Regions from separate parts of the Homo sapiens genome. Here region 2 is linked to region 1. The links are chromatin contacts, found by Hi-C or POLR2A ChIA-PET in ENCODE. All regions are on one chromosome and are shown on one strand. The core of a region is the stretch at or near the end of the contact, and the rest is flanking DNA. Distances in the headings are between cores, read along the strand shown.

Region 1 (5,858 bases), core at 2,385-4,884:
ATTCCCTCCTACTATACAACTTGCTTTTCCCTCTTATAATATCTTCCATATATATATATATCTCAAGAGAGTCTTTCATGTTGTATTACATATAACCTTATGGAAAGCTCAAAAGTTCTTTGAAGCCTCTTGTTTTGCTAAAAGGTTCAGGTAAATTTTGCATTCTATCCCATATGTGCCTGTTTGTTTTAATATAAAAATTGTTTAAATTAGTAACCAGTGAAAATACTGTTTCTCCCTAAAGAATTTTTTTGATAAAATTGATACTTCAGTGGCTTTGAGTGTCTTTTGGCATATTGCCAAATGAAGGTGTTGAGGAAATGCCACTCCAAAATATGACACCTTGATATATTGATTACTTTAAGTTGGAAACACTTGCAAAGTAGCAAATGCAAAGAAACACTTTCTCTGAACTCCTGTTACCTACCTAAGGACAGATCCTCCAAAAGAAGCTCAGTTTGCTCCTAGGGAGTTTGATCAACCAGGGAAGATTGTCTCTTATCACTGGAGAGGAGAGTAAAAGTCAGCACCACACCCAGACAAACTGACACAAAGTATCATCTATTATTATTCTAAGGGCCCATTTATCTTTCTCCAGAATTGTTCTTCTAAATTGCCTGTATACCTCTACCCCCATGCTATATAAAGGGTATATAAACTCCTAAATATCACTTTTTTTTTTTTTGTATACACGTTTCTTTCCTGTGATACCCCCATGCACATAATGAATCTGTATACCTTTTCTCCGTTTAGTTTATTTCATAGACTGGTTTGAAATATCACGGATTTTGTTTGTTTTTGGTATACACTTTTTAAAAATACCACTTTTTTTTTTTTGGTATACACTTTTCTTTCCTGTGATACTCCCATACACATAATAAATTTGTATACATTTTCTCCATTTAGTTTATTTCATAGACTGTTATCGAATCCTGATGGTAGAGGGAAAGTCTTCCTTGCCTTACACAAGTATTTCCCAGAATATATTTACACCATTCCTTGATATGTGTTGCCCTGTTTTTTTTTCTTTAATTACACAAAATTTAGTGATTTCACTTTAGATAAATTCAAAAGTACTCATTTCTTTAATTGATTTTCTTCTTTATCACAGCTCTGACAAGTTGCTTCAGGAAGATAAGGCTGGCTGTTAGACTACTTGAGAATCTTTTAAAAAGAAAAAAGTCAATAACATTTAGTGCAGTAGATCTCTGAAATGCATCTATTTTGTGCTTATTCTGTGTCAGGCACTGTGCTTATCATTAGGGGTACCATGACTAAAAAGAGTATTTGGCCTAAAGTCTTTAAAAACTGTTTTCTTTTTCCTTTCTTTCTTTTTTTTTTTTTTTTTTTTTTTCGTTGAGATAGGGTCTGTCTCTGTTGCCCAGGCTGGAGTGCAATGGCACCATGATGACTCACTGCAGCCTCGACCTCCCAAGCCCGAGTGATCTTCCTGCCTCAGCCTCCCAAGTAGCTAGGACCTCAGTCATGCACCACCACCGCACCTGGCTAATTTTTTAATTTTTGTAGAGATGAGGTCTCCCTATATTGCCCAGGCTGGTCTTGAACTCGGGCTCAAGCTATCCTCCTGCCCCAGCCTTCCAAAGGGCTGGGATTGCAGGTGTGAGCTACCATACCTGGCTAAAAAACTCATATATAAAAAGATTACCATAACACATTGGTAAGTTAAAGAATCTAGGCTGGGCGCGGTGGCTCATGCCTGTAATCCCAGCACTTTGAGAGGCCGAGGCAGGTGGATCATGAGGTCAGGAGTTCAAGACCAACCTGGCCAAGATGGTGAAACCCCATCTCTACTAAAAATACAAAAATTAGCCAGGTTTGGTGGTGGGCGCTTGTAATCCCAGCTACTCAGGAGGCTGAGGCAGATAATTGCTTGAACCTGGGAAGCGGAGGTTGCAGTGAGCTGAGATCGTGCCACTGCATTGCACTCCAGCCTAGGCGACAGAGCGAGACTCCGTCTCAAAAAGAAAAAAAAAGTATCTAGTAAACAATTACATTTCCCTCATTGCTGGCTTAGAAATTACATGCTTTATTTCTATTCTGTTAATATCCATAAATTAGTCATTATTTTATGCAGCCAATATTTGTTTAATTGTAACTGTATGTTTGCCGTAAAGTTCATTCTTACATTGAAAGACTGTATAGTATATTGATTCAGAGAATGAACTCTGGGTTCAGACTCTCTGGATCCAAAATCAAGTTACTTAGGTTCTCTATGACTAAAATAGACAGTGATAGTATCCCTTCTTCAAAGAACATTTTAACTTTTTTTCTTTAAAGATATTTTTCCGAGCATATATTCTTAATTAACAGTTGTTTTTGTCCTGCCACTATGAATGAATTATTTGTGTCCTCTGGCTTCTGTTCATGCAATTGAGAAGTCAGTGTCCATCTGATTGTCCTTCCTTTGTGTGTAATCTGTCTTTTGTCTAGTTGATCTTTTTTAATAAAGGTAAAATTTATATAGTGTAATGTACAAATAGTAAGTGTGCAGTTCATTGAGTTTTGATGAACATACACTAATCCACCCCATCAAGATACAAGAACATTCTATTAGCATAGAAGGTTACATCTATTTCCAGGCATTTCCTCTCCCATTCCACAATAGGAAACCAGATTTCTATCAACATAGATTAGTTTTCCTTGCTCTTGAACTTGATACAAATGGAATCATGCAAATGGACTCTTTTGTGTGTGGCTTTCTTCACTGAGCATAATGTCAATGAAATTCATCCATGTTGTTGTGTTTATGAGTACTTCGTAGACTTTTATCCCTGAGTACTACTATTCCTTTGTATGAAGAGACCATAGACATTTGAGTTCTTTGAGACTACAATAAATAAAGCTGCTATAAATATTCATGTATAAGTCTTTGTGTGGATATATGTTTTTATATATATATATATATATATTTTTTTTTTGGTAAAGCCTAGGAGTGGAATGGCTAGATATTATAATAGGGTAGGTGTATGTTTACCATTTCATTTTACATTCCCACCAGCAATGTGTGAGAGTCCCAGTTGCTCCACATCATCACCAGCATTTGGTGTTGTCAATTTTTTTAACTTTAACCATTCTAATGGTAGGTAATGATATCTTTTGATTTTACTTTTGAGTTTCGTGTGTGTGTGTATGAGAGATGGAGTCTCACTCTGTCACCCAGGCTGGAGTGCAGTGGTGCAATCTCGGCTCACTGCAGCTTCCACCTCCCAGATTCAAGCAACTCTCCTGCCTCAGCCTCCCGGGTAGCTGGGACTACAGGCGTGCCACCTCCATGCCTGGCTAATTTTTATATTTTTAGTAGAGACAGGGTTTCACCATGTTGCCCAAGCTGGTAAACTTCTGAGCTCAAGTGATCCGCCTACCTCAGTCTCCCAAAGTACTTGGTAATTTACAGGTGTAAGCCACCGCACCTGGCCTATTCACTGATTTTTAATTTCAATTATACTTCTTATTTCTACATATTCTGTGTTTTTAAAAATCAATTTCTTAGTCTGGTCATATTTTGATACTCTAATTTCTTTAAATTTTTTATATTTTTCGTTATTGCTTATAATATCTGCAGTTTTGTAAGTGTAACTCAGTTGTTTCTGCTTCCTGTGGTGGCTCATTTCCTGTTTTTAAATTAGTTTTTGATTGTGAGCTTGTTGGGACTTTATCTGTGTGAATTATTTCTGATCTAGGTTTAAGGTGTGTTTTTCTAGAGAATATGCATTTGCTTCTTCCAGGAATCCAGGGATGCAATCTACCCAGGACCACTTACATTAAATTCTCACTTGGCCTCACAAAAGTAACTGAATTCTAACCCCAAACTTGAGTGGATGCCAGATTGTGGTTAGGAAGACCCCACTCCACCACTACCAATACCTACCCAGAGCCAAAGCTAGGAAGGACAAGAGTACTCACTTCTGTGGGATGAGTTGAGTTTTTGTTTTTCTTTCTTTCCCTAGTTTATCTTTCACTGAGGATGTTGCCTTTGGGAGTTCTAGCTTTTTGGTCTTGATCTGAGTTCGACTTTGAGCAGATCATAGACTTTGTCTTATGTTTACAAGTACGTTTCCACTTAAAATAAGGCCGTAGTGAAGATGTAGAACAACTAGAAGTCCCATACATTGCTGGTGGGAGTGTACAGTGGTTTTACAAAACTTTTGGCAGTATCTAGTAAAGCCAAACATAGGCCTACCCTGTGTCAAAAGACAAAATTACAACAAATTTAGCTTAAAAATCTAACTCACTTTTATTAGTGGTTCATGAATCAGGCAGTGTGTCATCAAAAGATTTAGAAAAGGCATTTCAGTGTGCTGAGCAGAGGAAGTTGAATTTATAGGCAAAATCTAGCTAAATAAAGCAGAAATGAAACAAAAAGTGGATTGGTCATTTCAAAGTTAGTTTCTTTATAGTATTAAAACACAGGGGACTTCCTTATGCTGGCTCAGGATAACTGGCCTCCTTCTGATTGATTGCTATGAATCTTTTGATTTTTTTTTTTTTTTTGAGATGGAGTTTCACTGATGTTGCCTAGGCTGGAGTGCAATGCCACGATCTCAGCTCACTGCAACCTCCGCTTCCAGGTTCAAGCGATTCTCCTGCCTCAGCCTCCCAAGTAGCTGGGATTACAGGCTCCCGCCACCATGCCTGGCTAATTTTTGTATTTTTAGTAGAGATGGAGTTTCACCATGTTGGCCAGGCTGGTCTCAAATTCCTAACCTCAGGTGATCCACCCGCCTCAGCCTCCCAAAGTGCTGGGATTACAGGTGTGAGCCACCGCGCCCGGCTTTTTGATTTTTTTAAACTGTCATTACTCGGGGTTTATAGTCTACTACTATATTGCTGAGAACAGTTTTCAAGATTAAAAATAAAAATGTTTTCTGTTTCTCTTAGTTAAAAAAAAAAACCTGTCTCTCATTGTAGGATTATTATTCTCTCTTTTCATTATAGATGTATACTATTTCTACCTTCTGTGTTAAAAATACTTTTCTGGGCCGGGGGCAGTAGCTCACTCCCGAAATCCCAGCACTTTGGGAGGCCGAGGCGGGCAGATCACGAGGTCAGGAGATCAAGACCATCTTGGCTAACACGGTGAAACCCCGTCTCTACTAAAAGCACACAAAAAAATTATGGCGTGGTGGTGGGTGCCTGTAGTCCCAGCTACTCGGGAGGCTGAGGCAGGAGAATGGTGTGAACCCGGGAGACGGAGCTTGCATTGAGCCGAGATCGCGCCACTGCACTCCAACCTGGATGACAGTGTAAGACTCGGTCTCAAAAAATAAAAAAATAAAAAAAATACTTTTCTGACTTAGAGAATCTGGGTGAAGGGTAAATGGAATTCCTTGTACTATTTTTGCAACTTTTCTATAATCCTAAAATTGTTTCAAAATAAAAGGTTAAAAAAATATTTTCCAGACTACTTCAGAAACCTAATTACTAATAATAATTCTGAGTTTTAAGCAACCAACTTAGAAACTTTTGGAATGCAGTCAACCCACTGACAAATGAGGACTATCTGTACTATAGTATTTTTTTAGACGGGGTCTCAGTCTGTCACCCTAGCTGGAGTGGTGGGGTGATCTCAGCTCATTGCAACCTCTGCCTCCCAGGCTCAAGCGATCTTCCCACCTCAGCCTCCTGTGTAGATGGGATTACAGGCAGGCTCCACCATGCCCAACGAATTTTTTTGTATTTTTAGTAGAGAAGGGGTTTCACCCTGTTTCCCAGGCTGGTCTCAAACTCCTGAGCTCAAGCAATCTGCCTGCCTCGGCATCCCAAAGTGCTGGGATTACAGACATGAGCCACAGAGCCTGGCCTTTTAGTCTATTTCGATTCTTCATTTCAATTCACTA
Region 2 (5,858 bases), core at 1,770-4,269, 220 kb after region 1:
GCGAATGAACATTACTGCCTGAGCTCCACCTCCTGTCAGATCAGCAGCAGCATTAAATTCTTATAGGCATGCAAACCCTATTGTGAACTGCACATGTAAGGGATCTAGGTTGCACGCTTGTTATGAGAATCTAATGCCTGATGATCTGAGATGGAACGGTTTCATCCCCTAACCATTCCCCCACCCCACCCTGCTGCACCTCAGTCTGTGGAAAAATTGTCATCTACGAAACGGTCCCTGGTGCCAAAATGGTTGGGGACTGCTGCTATAAACTACTGACATGTATCCTTGAAAACGTTGAATTTTATGGTATGTGAATTATATAATAATAAAGTAATAAAGAAATCAGAAGGGAAAAAAGGGAGCAAAAATAAAAGGCTAAATTGTGAAGTACAGATCCATTTTGAGGACTGTGATAGTCTAGACTCTGTAAGAAGCTGATTAACGAAGTCATGATATGTTTTCTGAAGACGATAAAGCTAAGCAGACAAAGGAGTAGATGGAGTTAGGCCTATCAAGACAATTAGCATGGGAAAATCACGAGGCAGAAGTGAGTATGGAATGCTCACCAGCCAGGAGAAGAAAGGAATAAATGCTAAGGAGATGCTTGGGGTTGGTGGCCACAGAGTGAAGCCAAACCAGGAAGGACAGAAGTTTAGACTCTGTGGTTTAAAAAAAAAAAAAAAGAGGAGCCATTTAAAAATTGGTTTGTGGGCCAGGCGCGGTGGCTTATGCAATCCCAGCACTTTGGGAGGCTGAGGTGGGTGGATCACAAGGTCAGGAGTTCGAGACCAACCTGGCCAACATGGTGAAACCCCTTCTCTACTAAAAATACAAAAATTAGCCTGGTGTGTTGGCATGCGTCTGTAATCCCAGCTACTGGGGAGGCTGAGGCAGGAGAATCCCTTGAACCTGGGAGGCAGAGGTTGCAGTGAGCCAAGATCGTGCCACTGCACTCCAGCCTGGGTGACAGAGCAAGACGCTATCTCAAAAAAAAAAAAAATGTTGATGTGTGGTAGTAATATTATGAAAGCAATGTTCAAGTAAGATTAATCTGGTAAAAACATGCATGATGGTTTGAAAGAGCTAGGGACTGGAATCTGAAAGGTTGGTTCGGAATCTGTTCATAACTTAGATGTAAGAAAAAAACCTTTGGTTGGTAAGATAAATAATAGGGGGTGGAGGATGCAGGGGATTTCAAAAATAGTATTAACAAAAAGTTTCTGAGCATTTTTGATGTTCCAGGCACTGTCAAGTCACTTTAAATGTTCCTTACAATAACCCTTAGTTTTTATTACTATCCTTATTTAATGTGAGTTCACTGATGGACAGATCGGTTATCTGGTTATACAACTTGTCCTAAATAAGCCACACAGCTGGTATGTGGAAGATCTGGGACTAAAACCTAGGTCTAAAAAAAAGATGGTCATAAATGCTTCAAAGTTTTTATGCTGAGGTGACTGGAATAACAGGGGTACTCCTGGACAGGGAAATGGAAGTTTAAAGGAGATGATTTCAGGGAGCCAGGTAAAGATGAAGAGTTTTTAAAAAGTAATACTGAACTTGGGGTGAAAGCATCACATTCAGTGGAAATGTTTAAAGGACAATTAGATAAAGAAGGCTGGCAGTCTTGTGAGACGATCAGATCACACAGAGAAGTCATTAACACAGAAGTGAGCCCTAATGAATGGCTCAGAGTCCCCAAATGAGGCTGCCCCTTGGGTCGCTGTTCCCCACAGGCAGAAGTAGGAAGAAGAGTTATCTAAGGTAACAGAGAAGAAAGGATCAGAGCTGAGAAAAGAATCAGATTAGTTAGGTGAGCCAAAAAAAAAAAAAAGAAGAAAGAAAAACTATTTGAAGAAAGAAAGGTTGGTCAACAGTATCAAATGACATAGAAAAGTTCAGGAAAATAGTGACTGGCAAAAGTTACTCTTAACCTTGCAGAGGACAATTCTAAAGCTGATGGAAAACAGATTTCCAAGAGTTAAAGAAGATAAAGGGAGGTTTGCCAGGGAAAGAAAAGCAAGAAATAAGATGGTAATTTGGAGGTGCACCAGAAACAAAGACACTTTTCAAAGCAAAGAAGACCTAAGCACGAGTAAAGACTATGAAAAACGTAAGGGGGATTTAGATTGATTTGTGGTTATCAGGAAGAACAAAGGAAAAAAAAAGAAAAAGAGAATATAAGAGGAAATATTTGTTTAAAAGATTCTTCATTGGGATAATTCCAAATATCCAGGAGGAAATAGGAAAAGCCCTGCCAAGCTAGAAGAAATACACATCAATTTTCAAGATTGGGTTGTTGGAAGGCTTTAACCATCTTATAAAAGTAGAAAGGCCCAAGAGGCTAGAGTAAGTTGATCACAAATGTATTTAAACAAATACTGTCAATATTAGTCAACGAGAGGGTGGGGCTGCTTGAGTTATTGTGCTGATCGGATGGAAGCCCTTCCCAGGTCAGATCTGGGCCAGGATGTAAGAAAGGAAGGATGTGATTGAGATTAGTTTCAGTATAACTAGGGCAGAGAGTCAGAGGCCATAGAGAAACCAGCGGTGACAGCACAGAAGTGCATTTGCCAGCCTAGAAGTGCTGCTGCCACCTGTGAGAGTCACTGGAAATCCACAGGCCAAGAATCCAGTCCTCACAGCTGCCTTCATCCTACAATGATGGATCAGTGTTTCCTTGTTAATAAACATGTAGGCTTCTCCCTGATTTTTAGTGTTATTTATTGTCTAGCTGGTTCCTCCTAGTTTTGGGTGGCAGGTAAACTGCTGACTCTCAAACCCATTCTGAGAAATGTTCCCTACCCTTTGTCCTTTGTAACACAATGTCCTCTTTAAATGCATAAACCCTCTGTTCTTTCCCAGGAGTTGCAATTCCACTAAAAGAGCCAAACCAGAAAGTCATCTAAAATTTCAACTGCCCTAGGGCCAACTCAGTCCACCTTGGAAGGACAGAAGTGCATGTTATCTACTAGCTCTTGAGAGGGTGCTCTCAGGTGACAGGGAACAGAACAGCAGCTGAACATTGCCATCTGGTGCCTGGGAGGTGTCACTGTATAAACCTTTCTTCTCTCTTGAACTAAATTCAACAAATAATTCATTAAGAATTTAGGCTCGGTGCAGTGGCTCTTAAGCCTGTAATCCCAGCACTTTGGGAGGCCGGGTGGCTGGGGCGGGGTGAGGGGGTGGACCACTGGCATCCAGGAGTTTGAGATCAGCCTGGCCAACATGGTAAGACCCCGTCTCCACCAAAAATGCAAAAAATTAGCTGGGCATGGTGGTGTTCCCCTGTAGTCCCAGCTACCTGGGAGGCCAAGGTGGGAGGATTGCTTGAGCCCAGGAAGTGAAAGCTGCAGTGAGCTGTGATCGTGTCACTGTACTCTAGCCTGAGTAACAGAGTGAGACTCTGTCTCAAAAAAAAAAAAAAAAAAAAAAAGAAAGAAAGAAAGAAAGAAAGAAAATAAAAGGGAGAATTTAGGCCGGGTGTGATGGCTCATGCCTCTATCCCAGTGCTTTGGCTTGGGAGGCCACGATGCAAGGATCACTTGAGGCCAGGAGTTCAGACCAGCCTGGGCAACAGAGCAAGATGCTATCTCTAAAATAAAGCAAAACAAATACAAGAACTTAGTAAACAAATGAAAATGTGTCCCTACACCTATTAAAAGATACACTCTTGACCAGGGGTGGTGGCTTAGGCCTGTAATCCCAGCACTTTGAGAAGCCAAGTCAGGTGGATTGCTTGAGCCCAGGAGTTCAAAACCAGCCTAGGCAACATGAGGAGACCCCCCCAACCTATAAAAAATTTTTAAAACTTAGCCGGCCATGGTAGCATGCACATGTTGTCCTAGCTACCTGGGATGCTGCAATGGGAGGATCACTTGAGTCTGAGTCTGGGAGGTCGAGGCTGCAGTGAGCCGTAATTGCACCACTGTACTCCAGCCTGGGTGACAGAGTGAGACCCTGTGTCAAAAAAAAAAAAAAGATAACTCTTCATTTTTAGGTTCCATATAATTTCCTTCACCATATAAACAGACTCTACTATCTTCCATTTAGATACATAAAGAAACAAGTCCCTCTCGATCACATATCTCCCTATATTTTTACTTCTGTGTTCCTTTAAACACAAAACCACTCAAATGAAAGGCCTGTATGTAATAGCTTTGCTTTCTCAATTTTCGATTACTTTAAAACTCACCCCCACATTTGCATCTGAAGAAAACATGTCACCTCAAAATATGCTTCTTTTTTTCACATCTGTATGAATCAAAACTGCCTCTTTGACATAAAAATTATTTTTGAGCTAAAGGCAATTAAGATGCAGTAGAGGAAAAGCTCTCTTTATCCAACCTCCTTTTCTGCCTAAAGACAGGCTATAAATTCTCCTTTGCTGGAGACCACTCTAGACTCTTACCAACCCAAACATGGCACCAGAGTGATTTGCAAACAAATTTTATCTGTTAGTTTCCTCCAATATATTTAACTTTCCTTAGAAGTCTAAAATTGCTTTTCTTTGTCTGTTCTCTACAAATGTATTGTTCTTTGTTGAAGATGCTGTATATGCTGTATAAGCCATTGATCTGAGTTACTTTTCATTGAAATTTCTCCCAGATGATGTGTGCTGTATGCATTAATTAAATTGTTTGTTTTTCTTTTGTTAATCTGTCTTTTGTTATAGGCATCCCAGCTAAGAACTACGAGGGGTTGAGGGAAAATTATTTTTCCTCCCCAATACCTCTGTTTCTATCAGTCCACTGAGTCAGTTTTTTAATGTCACCAATAATCCTCATGTGGCATAAGAAATGGTGCCCTTTCCATCCTTTTCTTCGAATTCTCTCAGCCGCTTGCCCACTCTCTCTTTCTGAACACACACTCCTCTTGGAGTCTGGACATTGCCGTCTTTGAGCTTTTCCTCTACCTCTCTTTTCTCATTTTTCAGACTTCCTTGCTTTCTTGCTGGCTCATCCTCTAGCTGATCTCTGAAGTCAGCATGCTATAGTACCTCTTTTCTTCTCTACATACATTCTCTCTCCAGCTGATCTCCTCATACCTTGAGGCTTAAAATACTATCTCTCTGTTGATGATTTCCAAACCTCTAGCCCAGACCTGTGCTTGAAGCTCCAGACCTGTAGATCCATGTGTAGTAGGCACTTCAAACTAAAATGTGCAGTGTGAGACTCTGGACTTTTCCTCCAATATCTACTTCTGCCCCAGTATTTTTCATCCCATCAGATAATATCACCATTCAACCCATTTGCTCAACTTACAAACTAGGAGTCAACCTTGATTTTCCACTTTCCTTTACTGCCAGTCTGCAATGACTAGTTTAACACTACATCCTGTTGGTCTGTCTCTAAAACAGATCCCAAATTGTTCCACTTTTCTCCACCTCCACCACCCCACCCTAATCTTAGCTACTGTCTTCTCACTTATATTATTTATTCAGTAGCCTCCTAAGTGGCCTCTCTGATCTTTCCCCTTCCAATCCATTTCACTACACAGCAGCCAGAGTGATCCTTTAAATCTGTAAATCACAACATTTACTCTTCTCTTAATAACATCAGTAGCTTTCCATCACACTTAGAATAGAATCCAAACTCCTTATCATGGCTTGAAAGGCCTCACAGGATCTGGACCGTCTACCTTGCTGACCTCTTGCTCACTGTATCCAGTCATTCAGGACTCCTTACTTTTCTATCTTAGCACATACCATTCCCTTGGCCCCCAGGCTTTTCCCTGCCTCTTCTTGTGGCTCTATGTTTCTCAGCCCCAGTATCATCCCTCAGCAAGGCTTTTCCTGGCCAGGCAGTCTGTAGTAGCCTTTACCACACTGCATCCCCACCACCCCATTACTTTCT

What was found. Hi-C counts contacts between places; a loop is a spot of excess contacts on that map. ChIA-PET counts read pairs that join two places held with the same protein, here RNA polymerase II (POLR2A). Pooled maps may share reads with other maps.
Region 2: a loop to region 1 is called in a pooled map, with 4 times the contacts of the local background. The contact joins two enhancer-like sites. A Hi-C loop is called at or near these places in 5 of 168 maps with a recorded cell type or tissue (PC-3, ascending aorta, chondrocyte and 2 more) and 14 of 50 pooled maps. POLR2A ChIA-PET finds 5 or more read pairs at or near these places in 3 of 52 experiments (H1, HepG2 and activated CD4-positive, alpha-beta T cell).

Annotation. Positions count from the first base shown.
Region 1 is chr14:52,738,302-52,744,159 of GRCh38, forward strand. All of the region lies in intron 1 of STYX (serine/threonine/tyrosine interacting protein), which reads left to right. Among named protein-coding and RNA genes, the nearest start is that of STYX, 11 kb to the left of the region's middle. Within about 2 kb of position 3,635, at least 3 of the 41 ENCODE cell types and tissues checked have a DNase peak (open chromatin) inside an H3K27ac peak, as active enhancers do.
Region 2 is chr14:52,958,277-52,964,134 of GRCh38, forward strand. No RefSeq gene overlaps it. Among named protein-coding and RNA genes, the nearest start is that of FERMT2, 10 kb to the left of the region's middle. Within about 2 kb of position 3,020, at least 12 of the 41 ENCODE cell types and tissues checked have a DNase peak (open chromatin) inside an H3K27ac peak, as active enhancers do.